Linked DNA regions of Homo sapiens: region 2 is linked to region 1. Evidence: read pairs that join two places in POLR2A ChIA-PET (ENCODE). Cell type or tissue: GM12878. All regions are shown on one strand.

Region 1 (8,000 bases):
ACAATCACTCTATCCCCACCTGTAAGATACCGCAAAGGGGAGAACTAATGTTTCCTGGCCAGTGCTAATTAGAAACTTCATATGCCTCACTCCTAGTGGTTTGAAATTCATAATCCTACAGGTGGCTTTGATTTAAGCCAAATAGTTCTGTTCAAGAGAGAAAGATTACTGTAATGACGCAGATTTTTCACTTCAATTGTTGTCATTATTCTTAATTCATTATTTGACTTAATAATCAGCTGCACAAAATCCATCTCTTCCTAAAAATATCCCCAGACACATACTCCTTAAGTTTCTTATCTCATAAAAGCATTTGAGTATAGTGACTGAGAAGGGCACATGAGAGGGATTTTGAAAGAACTATCCCTAGAAAGATTTGAAACAAAATGTGGAAGATGTAAGAGCCGATGTCAGGTTTTGGAGATGTGGCTGTAGGCTTGCTTTAGTTACACACACTGGCAAACACTGGTATCTCAATGTAGGAGACACTCTATCTACTAGCATTATGTAGTTAGCATTGCACTATAGTATGGTTAATGACTGAGTGGAATTCAGTAATTAAGAGTGAGAATTTCTGCACTAATAAAAGACACTTACCTCTACTGCCTCTCAAGTAGGCCTTCATTTCTGAACTTTGAACCACTCCTAGAACAGGGAACTGATAGTTTAATTGTTGGGTTGCTTATGTCTGTTTCCTCATTCTTCTAAATTGAAGCTGCCCTCTTAATGATTAAATTATTTTTTCAAACTTTTAAATTGTAAAATATGTACTGAAAAGTGCACAAAGCAAACATGCTCAGCTTATTTAATTAGCACCAGTGTGACCATCTCTCTATTTAAGGAATAGAATTGCTCTATTATTTGCCTCACAGAAAAACCTCCCTAATCCAGAGACCTGGGAGGAGCAGGGACATTTTATATTGCTGAAAGGTAAGACAATAATAATTTTTGAAGAATCTTATTCCCTTTTAGGTTTAGACAATAACTGAGAAACCCTGGAGTGGCAAAGTTTTTCAACAGAGGTCCTGGAACACCACCTTTAGCAGAGAACACTGGCTTTGATAGAGATGTCTAATTGTAATTAGCAAGTGACTGGATGTGAATGATACTTGACTGAAGATTTTTAAAAATGAGATTTCCTTTTTTATGTTATTACTTTTCTTGAAATCTATTCTATATGGACAATAGACAATTAAACTTCTGTTCAGCTCTAATTTCAGTAATTGCAAATTCTGAATGAGTAGAGGTGAAATAAGAAGCATTTATTGTGTTTGAAAATTAGGGCTATAAATGGTATAGGTGAGCAATACACTTCTGAATGTCTTTATCAAAACATCCCTGTGGGTAAAGAAGAGGAAACTGGAAACCCTAGAGATTCTGGTGGACTGACTGAGAAACCTCCACTGCAAACCAGAAATTTGTTAGCATCTTTGTGTTTTATTTTTAAACTTGATACAAACTTATTCATGTTTAATTTAACATATTAAAAAACACCACGAACACCAAAGTTTTTATGGAAAATAGGCTTTCCAAAAAGATATGCCGTGGTTGAATGCAGCTTCACAGATTCTCTGGGACCCAGCTGGTACTCTCAGAGGAAGGTATATTTAATGATGTGAAGATACATGTATTCATCTCTCTCCGAGTTATTTATTTATTTCACAAGAAAAAGTAAACAACAACTTATAAATATTTTCTTGTTGTTGATCTTGGTAAAATTATTTACTTAACCAGCATTTATGAAGGTCCCCCTGTAGCCTAGGTACAGTGCATGTAGCTAAAGATATTAACATGAATGGAGCCCAGCTTCAGCTTTGGAAGGAGCAGGAGCATAGCTGAGTGGGGAATACGGATGTAAACAAGTTATTACATCAGAGTCATTTATGTATTTGTTCATTTGCCTGGGAGAAGTGAGGCCTCAAACAGCATTTTGTTCAAAAAAATGACTGGCTTATATTCTTTATCGCATGCATGTCTGCCATTTTGTCATAGCCATGTGTGTTCAATACTTGAAATCCATTTGCCTTATGAAATGCTTACGGAATCCTGATTTCTAGAAATAATTTAAAGTTTGCTGAATGCATATGCTGTCCTATAAGTGATAGGATTGTTTTATCATTTCTGACAGAAATGATACATGCAATTAACATGTGTTCTTTTAAAATAATACTATTAACAAAGCAAGTTTATCCCCTCTACTGATATCTCTGTCTGTGTACCCAAATCCTGCAGGTATTTTAAAGTCTAGCTTGGTGCCCACCTTTTCCATTCAGCTCCGCTTGACTGTGTCAGTTTGTATCGATTTCCTGCCTGTCTGAACTCTCTTTGCATTTATGTTATGTTCTGCTTGTCTGACTTGTTAGAGCAGAGATCCCAAACTCCATCCTTTCTCCTTTCTTGAGCAGGGTTCTTGAGAAATGGATGATGGAGGTTCCTCCAGCAAATGTTTCCTCTGTGTTCCTCGTCAGAGTGGCTGCCACACACCTCCGTCTAGTCTCAGGCCTCTGCCCTGACAGTCGTGAGACTCCCTTCTGATTTCTCTCTTAACCCCTAGGCTGAGAGGGCCCCAGGTTTGCTGTGAATTCCTTTTCTTCTAGGGCCCAGCTGGTGTCCCCTCCCACTCCTATCCCAGTATTTTCAAAGCAGTAGATACCTCAGTCATCAGCCCACTGAGAAGGCAGAGCTACTTGTCCCCTTTGGCTCACTCTTCATTCTTTCCACTAAAACTCCATCCTCAAACCAGTGGCCTTAATGTACCGTTTTGACCTCCGTGTGCCCTTCATGTTTGGCCACCTTTGAGTGTGAGCTCAGTTTGTGATGGGTATGTTGTATTTTAGTGTTACTTGATAAACACCGACTTAATCATTTCTTTGTATTTGGCAAAATTCCTTCATTCTCTTTAGCTCATTTTAACTTTAGAATAACTTTAGTTCAACTCTGAGAGGCAAGCAGGCTGCCTTTATTCTTATTTCTACTTGATAGGAAAAGACACCAAAGGCTAAAAAATATTAGTGGCCTTGTTCAATGTCAGAAAAATTATAAACGATGAAGTCATTTTCAGTCATGTGCTCTTCTAAAACACAGTTCTTTTGCTTCTCTTCATTTATATTTCATGTATTTTAATCTATTTTTACTAATCTGACATGTCACTTGAGGGCCAGCTCATGCCATAAATATCTGAATCCTTTAAAACACCAAACAGTTCAACTTAACCAAACATTTATTGGATATAAAGTGTAGTCATTTCCTCATTTAGTGAGAGTCTTTATGTATTAGACTCCCCGTTGGATGTTTTCTATGTTTCCCCTCATTCTCATCATATCTCTGCTGGGTAGATTTTATCAATACTTTGGTACCATTAATATGCATTGGGATAACTTGGGAATCTTATTAAAATGTTAATCCTGATGCAGTAGGTCTGGGCAGGGCCCAGATTTCTGCATTTGTAACAAGGTTCCCAGATGAGTTGGATGGTCATGGGTGCAGTCTGAGTAGCATGCTGTTTATAGGTGAAGAGACTTTGGCTCTAAGAGATTAAGTGATTTTTCAAAGATAACACAACTGGAAGTGGTAAAGCCTTATTCAAATGCTGATCTTGCTCCCTGGAGAGTTGCCTTCCAAGTGCAGTAAGACAGATACATTCAAAGCGATCTTTGGAATGTACTTTAATGTGGAATTTACTCTAATGGAGTGTAATGGGAGGACCTTAGGTAGGAACTATGATTTGAATCTGATCTCAAAAGACTGGTAAGGCTTTGACTGACAAAGATGGGACAAAAGGACTTTTTGGATAGCAAGAACAAAAAGGGAACAAGGACACAGAATGCGGGAGTGTACAGAACATCTTCTGGGAATGGTGAGCTGGAGGCTGTAGCTGATGCCTGGGGAGAGGTGTGCTGTAGCTTTAAAGGGAGGCTGAGGTTGGATGGGAGAGCAGAGTAGACCGGGGAACCACTGGGAGATTTGGAGGACAGTGTCTGTGATAGCACATTGTAGGTGCTCAGGAAATGTGCACTGGTTGATTGAATGTAATCTAGTTTTTAGTCATCTGTTGCCCATGTTGCACCATTGAGATCTCCACAGAATTCTGTGGCCTGGCTGAAACGCCACAGAATTACCCCAAGATGACCTTTACTGTTGTTTATATAGAGCTTTCTTAATAGTCTCTTTGCCTTTGGCAATATAGGACATATTACTTTTTCCTCCCTTTCCAAATTTTTTTTTGGCTAAGAAAATGCTGCTTTTGCACAGACCAATAATACACATTCTTCTTAAAAGAAGCATTGTTCCTTCAGTAGCAACTTGTAATGGGAAAAGTGGAACAAAGACAAAATGCAATTCTGGTCTGAATGGAGACCAGTTTTTCTTTGTGTGAATAACCAGCATTCCAGTCAGGTTGCCACAGTGATGCTGAGATTATAACTGTTCATGCCAGCAGTCAGAGAACGTTGCCCAATTAGTTATTCTCAGCTGCTAGGTTACCTTGACAGTGGCTCAAAAAGCAGGTTTTGAGTTCAAAGACACTCAAAAAAGAGCAGTCGAGGACTTGCAATTCTGTTGCCCTCAGTGGGGTGCAGAGACCACAAGCTCCAGCATGCTCTGGTTTAGGCCATGTAGGTGTAGTCAGCCTTGTGAACGTAGGCACCTTGTAAAAATTCTGGTCTTTCCTTGCCCCCTGTATCATCAGCCAGCTTTGGAAGGGATTTTACTGTTTCTGGGAGCTGCCTTCAGATATTGCACATGGGAGACAGTGAGGAGAATGTATGTTTTGGCATTGGAGGCTCTTGTAGCCTCGCTTTTTTTCTCTTGTGAGCAATCTACTTCACAGGATTGATGCAGAGATGAAATAAAATAACCTTTGCAAAATACCCTGCATAATGTCTGGGGCATGGGGAGACATTCAGTGTGAAGCAGTTCTTCTCAAATATTGTTTCAAAAGTTACAAAGCATTATACAATATGATTATTATTATCATCAGTTTCTGGTCTTTTCTATTCTTTCAGTCAGAGTAGAGTAGGATAGGATATGGTAATGAACACTCTTAGAGGCTTTATATAACTAAAGTTTATTTCTCGACCATGCCACATGCCTAGAGTGGGTCAGTAGAGGACTCCATTCATCAGCTATCCAAGTACCAGACTAATGGAGGCATCATGTCCACATATGCTTCCACAGTCATCACAATGATTTGAACTGTCAGTCACATATTCCATCTGGAAGTGGAACATCACTTCCATGCACACTTTATTAGCCAAAGTAAATCATGTGGCCCCAGCCAGCTTCAAGAGGGGTAGGGAAGTGCCATCCTATAACATGCCAGCAGGAGGAGAAATAGAACATTTATTCAGGCCGGGCACGGTGGCTCATGCCTATAATCCCAGCACTTTGGGAGGCTGAGGCGAGGGGATTACCTGAGGTCAGGAGTTTGAGACCAGCCTGGCCAACATGGTGAAACCCTGTCTCTCCTAAAAATACAAAAATTAGCTGAGCATGGTGGCATACGCCTGTAATCTTAACTACTTCAGAGGCTGAGGCAGAAGAATTGCTTGAGCCCGGGAGACGGAGGTTGCAGTGAGCTGAGATCATGCCACTGCCCTCCAGCCTGGCTGACAGAGCGAGACTGTCTCAAAAAAAAAAAAAAAAAAAAAAGATGTATTCAACAACCTTAGAGACTGCCACCTCTACCAAAGAGCAAAAGGCTAATGGAGAAGAGTCCTTTAAAGAAGGAATGTTAGTTAAACATAAATGAATAAAAATATCTGAACAGTAAACTTCAAAGTAAATCAATTAGATTTCAGCTGCTTCAAACAGAAAACTCAAAATATTAGTGGGTTAAGGAAGATAGAAGTTTGTTTCTCTTTCAAGATAAAGAAGTTCAGACATAGGCAGCTTAGCGGTAGCATGGTAGCTCCATGATCGTCAGAACCATAGGATCATTTTATTGTTCCGCTATAACAATCTTAGCATAAGGCTTCCATTCTTAAATTCACCTCAGGATCAGAAATGGCTGTAGTGTTCTAGCCATTACATCTGCATTCCAGGCAGCAGGAAGGAGGAGGGAGGAAGACAGAAGAACCCTTCTCCCAGCTAAGTCAGCTCCATTTGGGCAGCCCTTCTGAATGCCCCACACAGTAATTCTGCTTACATACCATTGGCCAGAATTTAGTCATGTATTCATTCCTAGCTTCAGTGGGACAAGGGCATGTAGATTTTGAGCTGGGTGCATTTCCTCCCAAATAAAATTGGAATTTTTGTTAAGGAGCAAGGGGAGAATGAATATTGGGTGGCATTGATCCATCTCTGTTACAGTAACTTAAGATGCAAGCTTTAGTTAAGTAGGAATGACACAGAAAAGATTGCTCTATACACTGTCATTTTCCATTCTATGCTCTGCAGAATATCAGTGCTTAGAGGAGATACAAAGCTTCCTTAAGGAGTGTTCTGTGGCCAGACAAGTTAGGAAAATATGAAAAGCTTTGCCCTGTCTTGGAGATTCACAGGGTACATTAACACATTAAAAGCTTTGAGAGGCCTTGCAGTAAAGAAACCCCTAACCTGCTAATCTTTTTAACCTAGTGTTCCCAAACTTATTTGACAGTGGAAATTCAACACCCATGGAAATCTGGAGGGACAAAAGGACTGGCTTTAGCTTCTTGAGTCTGCCAAAAAGCTTTTAGATCCTTGAACAGATGGTATAAATCCCCCGTTCCAAAATGTTATCTGCCTTGCAAAACTAATAAGCAAGCAAATAAATTTGTATGTCCTTCACGGTGGCCTAGCCATAGATATAAAAGCTTGAAAAAAAAATAGATGCAAATGAAGCCCTGTTATTAACATCTGTATGAGATTTATAAGAGTTGGTATTGGTCAGCCATCTGTACCATTACTGGTGACACCAAGTGATGGACTAAGATTGGTTTGTACCTCTGCCAGATGACAGGTCCCTGCTCCAGGTAGCTATTATTGGGCTCCTGGCTGTTCCTACATGGCTCTGGGCCATCTCACCCTTCTCTGGAAATGGGAGAGTAACAGATGATCTAATCAACCAGCCAATATTTCCCTACTCATAGAAAAGTCCTGGGCCCTTGGCCGAAAGGCATTAACCCTGCCCCTTTCAGTGTGCACAACTCTTGCCCTCATCAGAGGTTCCCTCTGCAAAGGGCAAAGAAGGAAGCTCACTGTATTGTGAAGAGGGGTGGGGACAGGTAGGCAGCTGGTAAAGGGGGCCTCATACTCCTATTAGACTTAGAATAGAGTTAGGTCCCTTTTACCTAAAAGTTTCACCTCTGCCTGTAATCAACTTCATGGTTGCTTATAGGTGTAGGAAGAACAGTTGAAAATTCTTTCAAGCAAATAACGTGTCATTGGTCTGTTGTAAGCAGGTGGTAAATGAGTATCTCTGGGGGAATGGTCCCGTTAAGGCTCTTCTTCCAAAACAGAACCTTGAATTGTTTCCTAATCTTTCTTTCTTAATTATTTAGGTAACCAGCTCTTGTCTTTAAATCCATCTCCTGCAGTTGCTATCTTTTTCTTCATCTAAGTATCTTCAAAAAGGCAAAAGGCCAAAATATTTGCTAGTCTGGTTCCCATCATTTCCACCTCGTTTTGCTGGAAATACTGGAAAGTTACCCTGTCCTGACAGGTCTGGAAGGATCCCATGTTTGCAAATCTTTGTAAACTGTATGATACATTTTCCCAAACAGCTGTATAATCTCTGCAACAACCTGATGATGGGAGGGAAGGGACCAGGTTGAGCAGGGGCTGGGGTTGGGGGTGGTCATGTGCATATTGACCTTTAAAGCAACTTGCGTGTGTGTGTGTGTGTGTGTGTGTGTGTGCGCGTGTGTGTGTGTGTGTTTTGACCAAGTTTCGCTTTTGTCGCTCAGGCTGGAGTGCAGTGGCGTGATCTCAGCTCACTGCAACCTCCACCTCCCTGGTTCAAGCGATGCTCCTGCCTCAGCCTCCTGAGTAGCTGGGATTATAGGCGTGTACCACCACGC
Region 2 (8,000 bases), 140 kb before region 1:
CGTCTCTACTAAAAGTACAAAAAATTAGCTGAGCATGGTGGCGGGAGGCTGTATTCCCACCTACTCGGGAGGCTGAGGCAGGAGAATGGCCTGAACCCGGGAGGCGGAGCTTGCAGTGAGCCGAGATCGCGCCACTGCACTCCAGCCTGGGCGACAGAGCAAGACTCCGTCTCAAGAGAAAAAAGAGTTCTGCACACACAGGAAGTGCTGAAAATACGGTCTTTTCAAAAATTGCATCGAATCAGTTGCACCAAAAGAGAAGGGAATCATTCTGCAAAAGACGTTAGAATGGAGAAAATTAGTGGCCTGATATTTTTTTTTCATAACAAGGAAGATACCAAACAATTGATTAGATTTCAAAGGTCATTGTGGATAAAGTATGTGGAAAATGAATGAGAGCAGAGAATTAAAAAAAATAATAAAAGCTTTGTTCAAAATGCATTTCCTGTCTCCTTTATCAGACGTGGACCTTTCCCCTTCTGCTGCTTGCTGGGCAGTTGCTCAGATATCACGGCACACACTGAGTCACACACTGAGTCAGCAGCAGCAGCAGCAGCAGCAGCAGCAGCAGTGTTCTGCTCTTTCAGCAGACCACCACAGGGTGCAGGCCATCACCTTAAGGGCCCCATGGGCCCTGGGCTCATCCCCACACCATCCACTTATCTACCTCCACGTCACATACCTATCCCCAGAGAGAGCTGTCACCTTGGATACAAAATGACCTTCCACCGAAGAGGACCAGACAGCAAAACTTACGCTGCTCCATGTGAAGTGTTCTGGGAAAAAAGGCCAATTGTAAAGGGACAGCAAGTCTTAAGTGTCCTTGGAAAATGTTCTCTGTCTCCTCTTGGCGTAGGAAAGGGCCCAAGCTTTTCTTCCCGGCAGAGACTGAAATGGGGAGCGGTATCACAGTTATTACTGCCATTAATATTAATGTACGGATCCCACTTCTCTCACCCATCTTGATGACCTTATAATGGGTTCATTGCAGGTCTGTCTAGTCTAAGGCTTCCAGAGTGAAATTGCTTCATCAAATTTGGACTTTCTTGATGAGATGCCTCTGGCTTCCTTGTGTGATCAGTTCTCATGAAGTTGAAAGCAGGCTGCTATTCCATTTTAATTTCTTTTTCTTTTTTCTCCTCCCCCTTAGGGATTTTGGATAAAAGAGTTTATTAGCTGGCTTGACTGGCTTGTCTTCCCAAAGCCTGAAACCATACTTCAAACTTAGCTGAGGCCCTTTCTTTGTGAGCATGCCAGTTAGGGAAGCACAGGACAGCAGGTGTAAACTCTGTTCAAGTCATCTTTCCTGCACAAAGTTTGAGAACAAACCCCACTAGGCGAGCAAGTGATGTTCCCAACAGCAGAAAACACTGAGAGAATGATCAGTTTCATAGTCTGAATGCAATTCCACAATCTATTTTCCACAATTCTAAAGTCCAAAAATCTCTGAAAAAAATGCTTCTTTTTTAAAAAAAAGCTTCATTAGTTCATCTAGTCCCAACAAAAAATTTTTCTTTTGTTTTGCTTATAGATCTGTAGCAAGCTCATTTGGCAATAAACTCTGAAACTATTCATAATCTGTACAATCTTTATCTCATTTAGTATGAATATTTACATGTTATGCTGCAAAAATTACTATGTTTAATTATAAGGTGTTCCCTGATGGAATGTATGTGTGTGTGTTCAAATATTTATCTGGAATATTCTAAATTTCAAAATACATACATCTGCAAGAATTATAGGTAAGGAATTGTGTAGACCCATAGTATAAAAAAGAATATCCATTTCACTTGGGCAGTTCTTTAAAAATTATAAAAAATCTCTCCTTAATGCCTGTATCAGCCAGGGTTCTCTAGAGGGACAGAACTAATAGGATATATGTATACATGAAAGGGAGTTTATTAAGGAGAACTGACTCACACGATCACACGGTAAAGTCCCACATAGGCCGTCTGCAAGTTAAGGAGCAAGGAAGCCAGTGGGTGGATCAGTCCAAGTCCCAAAACCTCAAAAGGAGGGAAGCTGACAGTTCAGGCTTCAGTCTGTGGCCAAAGACTGGAGATCCTTTGGCAAACCATTGATTTAAGTCCAAGAGTCCAAAAGCTGAAGAACTTGGAGTCTGATGCTCGAGGGCAGGAAGCATCCAACATGGGAGAAAGATGAAGGCTGTAAGACTCAGTGAGTCTGCTCTTCCATCTTCTCCTGCCTGCTTTATTCTAGCCACACTGGCAGCTGATTAGATGGTGCCCACCCAAATTGAGGGTGGGTCTGCCTCCCCTAGTCCACTGACTCAAATATTAATTTCCTTTGTCAACACCCTCACAGACACACCCAGGAACAATACTTTGCATCCTTCAATCCAATCAAGTTGACACTCAATATTAACTATCACAATGACTTCATGAAAGGTTTTATCTCACCTCTATGTCCATGACATTTCTATTTCTTTCTTTCACTGGGTTGGAACTTGCTTGCTGGCTTAAGAAAAGCCACTTTATTGTCATGAAACCGTCCTAGACTATGAGGTGGGAGGCCTGGAAAAAATCAGGCCTTTAAACTTTAAACTTCAGTTTCCTCATTTGTGAAATGTGAATGAAAATTCCAGTCTTGAATTTCTTCCAGGGCAGGTTTGAGACTCAAATTGGAAGACTCTTTGAAATGAGAAACCACCATAAAAGTATCAGATATAATTATCAAAGCCAAGCCACATGATTATTCAATTGATGTCCTTTACAAAATTCTTCCTGATTTAACAAAAAATACAAGCAGACTGGGTGCAGTGGCTCATGCCTGTAATCCCAACACTTTGAGAGGCAGAGGCGGAAGGATTGCTTGAGTTCAGGAGTTCAAGACCAGTTTGGGCAACATGGCAAAACCCCATCTCTACAAAAAATAGAAAAATTAGCCAAGCATGGTGGGGCATGCCTGTAGTCCAAACAACTTGGGAGGCTGAGGTGGGAAGATTGTTTGAGCCCAAGGAGATTGAGGCTGCAGTGAGCCATGATCACACCACTGCACTCCAGCCTGGGCAACAGAGCAAGATCCTATCTCTAAAATAAATAAATAAATACATAAATAAATAAAATGCTTGTTCAGGATCTGAAGGGAATTAAAATTTTAAAAATGCTTCATTAGTTTGGGCTGGGCGCCGTGGCTCACGCCTGTAATCCCAGCACTTTGGGAGGCCAAGACGGGTGGATCATGAGGGCAGGAGATCGAGACCATCCTGGCTAACATGGTGAAACCCTGTCTCTAACAAAAAAATACAAAAAATTAGCTGGGCATGGTGGCGGGCACCTGTAGTCCCAGCTACACGGGAAGCTGAGGCAGGAGAATGGCGTGAATCTGGGAGGCGGAGCTTGCAGTAAGCCAAAATTGCACCACTGCACTCCAGCCTGGGTGACAGAGCGAAAATCCATCTGAAAAAAAAAAAAAAAAATTCATTAGTTCATCTAGGCCCAACTTCATCATCAATTTGTGAGTCTTGAGGTCCTCTCAGTTTTATTGATCACCATACCTGGAAAAATCATGAATATATCTTTGTATGCACCTAAAAGCACAGGAACATGTGTGCTTAGATTGTATTAGGATTGAAATATTCCAGACTAAGAGCTTCTGGTCCTTTGATTAATAAATGTCTTTGGGGCCGGGCACGGTGACTCATGCCTGTAATCCCAGCACTGTGGGAGGCCGAAGCTGGTGGATCACGAGGCCAGGAGTTCAAGACCAGCCTGGCCAACATAGTGAAGCCCCATCTCTACTAAAAATACAAAAAATAGCCAGGCAAGGTGGCATGTGCCTGTAGTCCCAGCTACTCAGGAGGCTGAGGCAGGAGAATTGCTTGAACCCAGGAGGTGGAGGTTGTGGTGAGCCGAGATCACACCACTGCACTCCAGCCTGGGCAACAGAGCAAGACTCTGTCTCAAAAAATAATAATAATAATAAATAAAACAAAACAAAAAAATAAAAAATAAATGTCTTTGGTAATATCAATGGATTAAAAAATTCTTTTCTACTTTAGAAAGAGAGCAAGAATAAGAGAAAAAATTTTTGCCAACAGACAACTAACACAGCTGTACATGGTAATTAATTGTAAGTGGTTTATGTTAGTGGATCAAAGGAACACCCTCAATAAAGCAGATAAGATCCTAGTCCCAGGCTGAAACTGTAGTGGGCAGAAACCAGCCCAACAAAACCAGATACAAAGAGTTAGAGGAAAAGACTAATAGCAAAGGGCAGGAAATCCAGAAGTAAATCCCTAGGGCTTTTAGCTAATTTAGGTTTACCTTCCACAGGGCAAATACTCTCTTTGTTCTCAGAGTTTTAAAATATGCATGTGTGGGACAGATCCATGAGTTAGCTATCTTACAGAAGGACTTCAAGGAGGCTTAGAATAAAATATAACAACAATGATAATCTGCAATTTATTGTCTACCCACTATGTGCTGGGCACTTAAGTACATTATCTCATGTAATCTTCACACCATCTCTACATGGTAGGTATGATTATCATCCTCGTGTATTCTGCCTATCTATTGCTGTTCAACAAACCACCCTAAAACTCAGTGACTTAAAACAATAATTCCTTATTTTCTGTCATGATTCTGTGGGCTAACTGGGCTCAGCTGAGTGGTTCTCTCTTGGCATTTCAGGCAGCAGGTGTAACAAGTAACTGGGGCTACAGACATCTGATGACTTAACTGTGCCTGATATTCTTGATGGCTTCTTTACTTCTCTCTGGCATGAGTAAACATCCTAAGCTGGGGTAGTTGTAATATCTAGGGGCTGCCTTGGTATCTCTTCTTTCTCCAGGTCATCTCCATAGGCAAGCTTGGGCTTCCCCAAACCATGGCAGTCTCAGGACAGTCAGATTTCCTTGTTTTCTTTCTTTCTTTCTTTTTAAATTTAAGTTCTGGGATACATGTGCAGAATATGCAGTTTTGTTACATAGGTATATGTGTACCATGGTGGTTTGCTCTACCTATCAACCCGTTATCTAGGTTTTAATCCCTGCATGCATTAGGTATTTGTCCTAATGCTCTCCCTCCCCTTACCCCCACAGCCTGACAGGCCCTGGTGTGTGTTGTTCCCTCCCTGTGTCCATGTTGTTCTCATTGTTCAACTCCCACTTATGAATGAGAACACGTGGTGTTTGGTTTTCTATTCCTGTGTTAGTTTGCTGAGAATGATGGCTTCCAGCTTCATCCATGTCCCTGCAAAGGACATGATCTCATTTTTTATGGCTGCATAGTAGTCCATGGTGTATATACGCCACATTTTCTTTATCCAGTCTATCATTGATGGGCATTTGGGATGGTTCCAAGTCCTTGCTATTGTGAAAAGTACTGCAATAAACATACATGTGCATGTGTCTTTATAATGATTTATAATCCTTTGGGTATATACTTAGTAATGGGATTGCTGGGTCAAATGGTATTTCTGGTTCTAGATCCTCGAGGAATAGCCACACTGTCTTCCACAATGGTTGAACTAATTTACATTCCCACCAACAGTGTAAAAGTGTTCCTATTTCTCCACAGCCTCACCAGCATCTATTGTTTCCTGACTTTTTAATAATCACCATTCTGACTGGCATGAGATAGTATCTCATTTTGGTTTTGATTTGCATTTCTCTAATGATCAGTGATGATGAGCTTTTTTTCATTTCTTTGTTGGCCACATAAATGTCTTCTTTTGTGAAGTGTCTGTTCATATCCTTTGCCCACTTTTTGATGGGGTTGTTTGTTTTTTCTTGTAAATTTAAGTTCCTTGTAGATTCTGGATATTAGACCTTTGTCAGATGGGTGGATTGCAAAAAATTTTCTCTCATTCTGTAGGTTGCCTGTTCACTCTGATGATAATTTCTTTTGCTGTGCAGAAGCTCTTTAGTTTAATTAGATCCCATTTGTCAATTTTGGCTTTTGTTGCAATTGCTTTTGGTGTTTTAGTCATGAAGTCTTTGCTCATGCCTATGTCCTGAGTGGTATTGCTTATATTTTCTTCAAGGGTTTATATGGGTTTGGGCTTAATTTTTATATAAGGTGTAAGGAAGGGGTACAGTTTCAGTTTTCTGCATATGACTAGACAATTTTCCTAGCACTATTTATTAAATAGGAAATCCTTTCCCCATTGCCTGTTTTTGTCAGGTTTGTCGAAGATCTGATGGTTGTAGATGTGTGGTGTTATTTCCGAGGTCTCTGTTCTATTCCATTGGTCTACATACCTGTTTTTGTACCAGTACCATGCTGTTTTGGTTACTGTAGCCTAGTAGTATTGTTTGAAGTCAGGTAGTGTGACTTTGTTCTTTTTGCTTAGGATTGTCTTGGCTATATGGGCTCTTTTTTGGTTCCATATGAAATTTAAAGTAGTTTTTTCTAATTCTGCAAAAAGTCAATGGTAGCTTGATGGGAATAGCATCGAATCTCTACACTACTTTGGGCAGTATGGCCATTTTCACAATATTGATTCTTCCTATCCATGAGCATGGAATTTTTTCCCATTTGTTTGTGTCCCCTCTTATTTCCTTGAGCAGTGGTTTGTAGTTCTCCTTAAAGAGGCCCTTCACATCCCTTGTAAGTTGTATTCCTAGATATTTTATTCTCTTTGTAACAATTGTGAATGGGAGTTCATTCATGATTTGGTTTTCTGCTTGTCTATTGTTGGTGTATAGGAATACTTGTGATTTTTGCACATTGATTTTGTATCCTCAGACTTTGCTGAAGTTGCTTATCAGCTTAAGGGGTTTTGGGGCTGAGACAATGGGGTTTTCTGAATATAGAATCATGTCATCTGCAAAGAGAGACAATTTGACTTCCTCTCTTCCTATATGAGTATCCTTTATTTCTTTCGCTTGCCTGAATCCAGGAGCTGACATTTTCAAAAAAATTAACAAAATAGGTAGACTGCTAGCTAGACTAATAAAGAAGAAAAGAAAGAAGGATCAAATAGACACAATAAAAAATGATAAAGGGGATATCACCGCTGATCCCACAGAAATACAAACTACCATCAGAGAATACTATAAACACCTCTATGCAAATAAACTAGAAAATCTAGAAGAAATGGATAAATTCCTGGACACATACACCCTCCCAAGACTAAGCCAGGAAGAAGTTGAATCCCTGCATGGACCAATAACAAGTTCTGAAATTGAGGCAGTAATTAATAGCCTACCAACCGAAAAAAGCCCAGGACCAAACAGATTCACAGCCGAATTCTATCAGAGGTACAAAAAGGACCTGGTACCATTCTTTCTGAAACTATTCCAAACAATTGAAAAAGACAGATTCCTCCCTAACTCATTTTATGAAGCCAGCATCATCCTGATACCAAAACCTTGCAGAGACACAACAGAAAAAGAAAACCTCAGGCTAATATCCCTGATGAACATCGATGCGAAAATCCTCAGTAAAATACTGGCAAGCTGAATCCGGCAGCACATCAAAAAGCTTATCCACCACGATCAAGTTGGCTTAATCCCTGGGATGCAAGGCTGGTTCAACATAAGCAAATCAATAAACATAATCCACCACATAAACAGAAGCAATGACAAAAGCCACATGATTATCTCAATAGATACAGAAAAGACCTTTGATAAAATTCAACATCCCTTCAGGTTAAAAACTCTCAATAAACTAGGCATTGATGGAATATATCACAAAATAATAAGGGCTATTTATGACAAACCCATAGACAATATCTTATTGAATGGGCAAAAGCTGGAAGCATTCCTTTTGAAAACCAGCACAAGATAAGGATGCCCTGTCTCTCCACTCCTATTCAACAGACTTCTTATGTGGCAGCTTTCTTCCCCTAGACTGAATGTTCCAAGGGAACTAGGTGGAAGCTGTAAGGTTTCTTATGATCTAGCCTCAGAAGTCACGCTAAGTCACTGCCATCAATTCTAGTGGTTAAACGTGAGTCACAGATCAACCCCAGAGGAGGGACTTATAGAAAGATGTAGATACTAAGAGGTGTGGCTCATTGAGGGACCAACTTTA

What was found. ChIA-PET counts read pairs that join two places held together with the same protein. Peaks named below come from ENCODE experiments on the same cell type or tissue, not always from the same donor. Only the 100,000 strongest peaks of a DNase experiment are listed, where the experiment ranks them.
Region 2: POLR2A ChIA-PET joins it to region 1 with 6 read pairs; 2 of 35 experiments call an interaction of 5 or more read pairs at or near these places.

What each region holds. Positions count from the first base shown.
Region 1 is chr3:171,379,868-171,387,867 of GRCh38, reverse strand. The region is part of intron 1 of TNIK (TRAF2 and NCK interacting kinase); the gene reads left to right. Among named protein-coding and RNA genes, the nearest start is that of TNIK, 77 kb to the left of the region's middle. RefSeq lists an enhancer at 3,299-3,845. In GM12878, no CTCF peak of the experiment used is centred here; a DNase peak (open chromatin) is centred at 4,023; H3K4me3 peaks cover 594 bases; H3K27ac peaks cover 344 bases.
Region 2 is chr3:171,516,859-171,524,858 of GRCh38, reverse strand. No RefSeq gene overlaps it. Among named protein-coding and RNA genes, the nearest start is that of TNIK, 60 kb to the right of the region's middle. In GM12878, no CTCF peak of the experiment used is centred here; no DNase peak of the experiment used is centred here.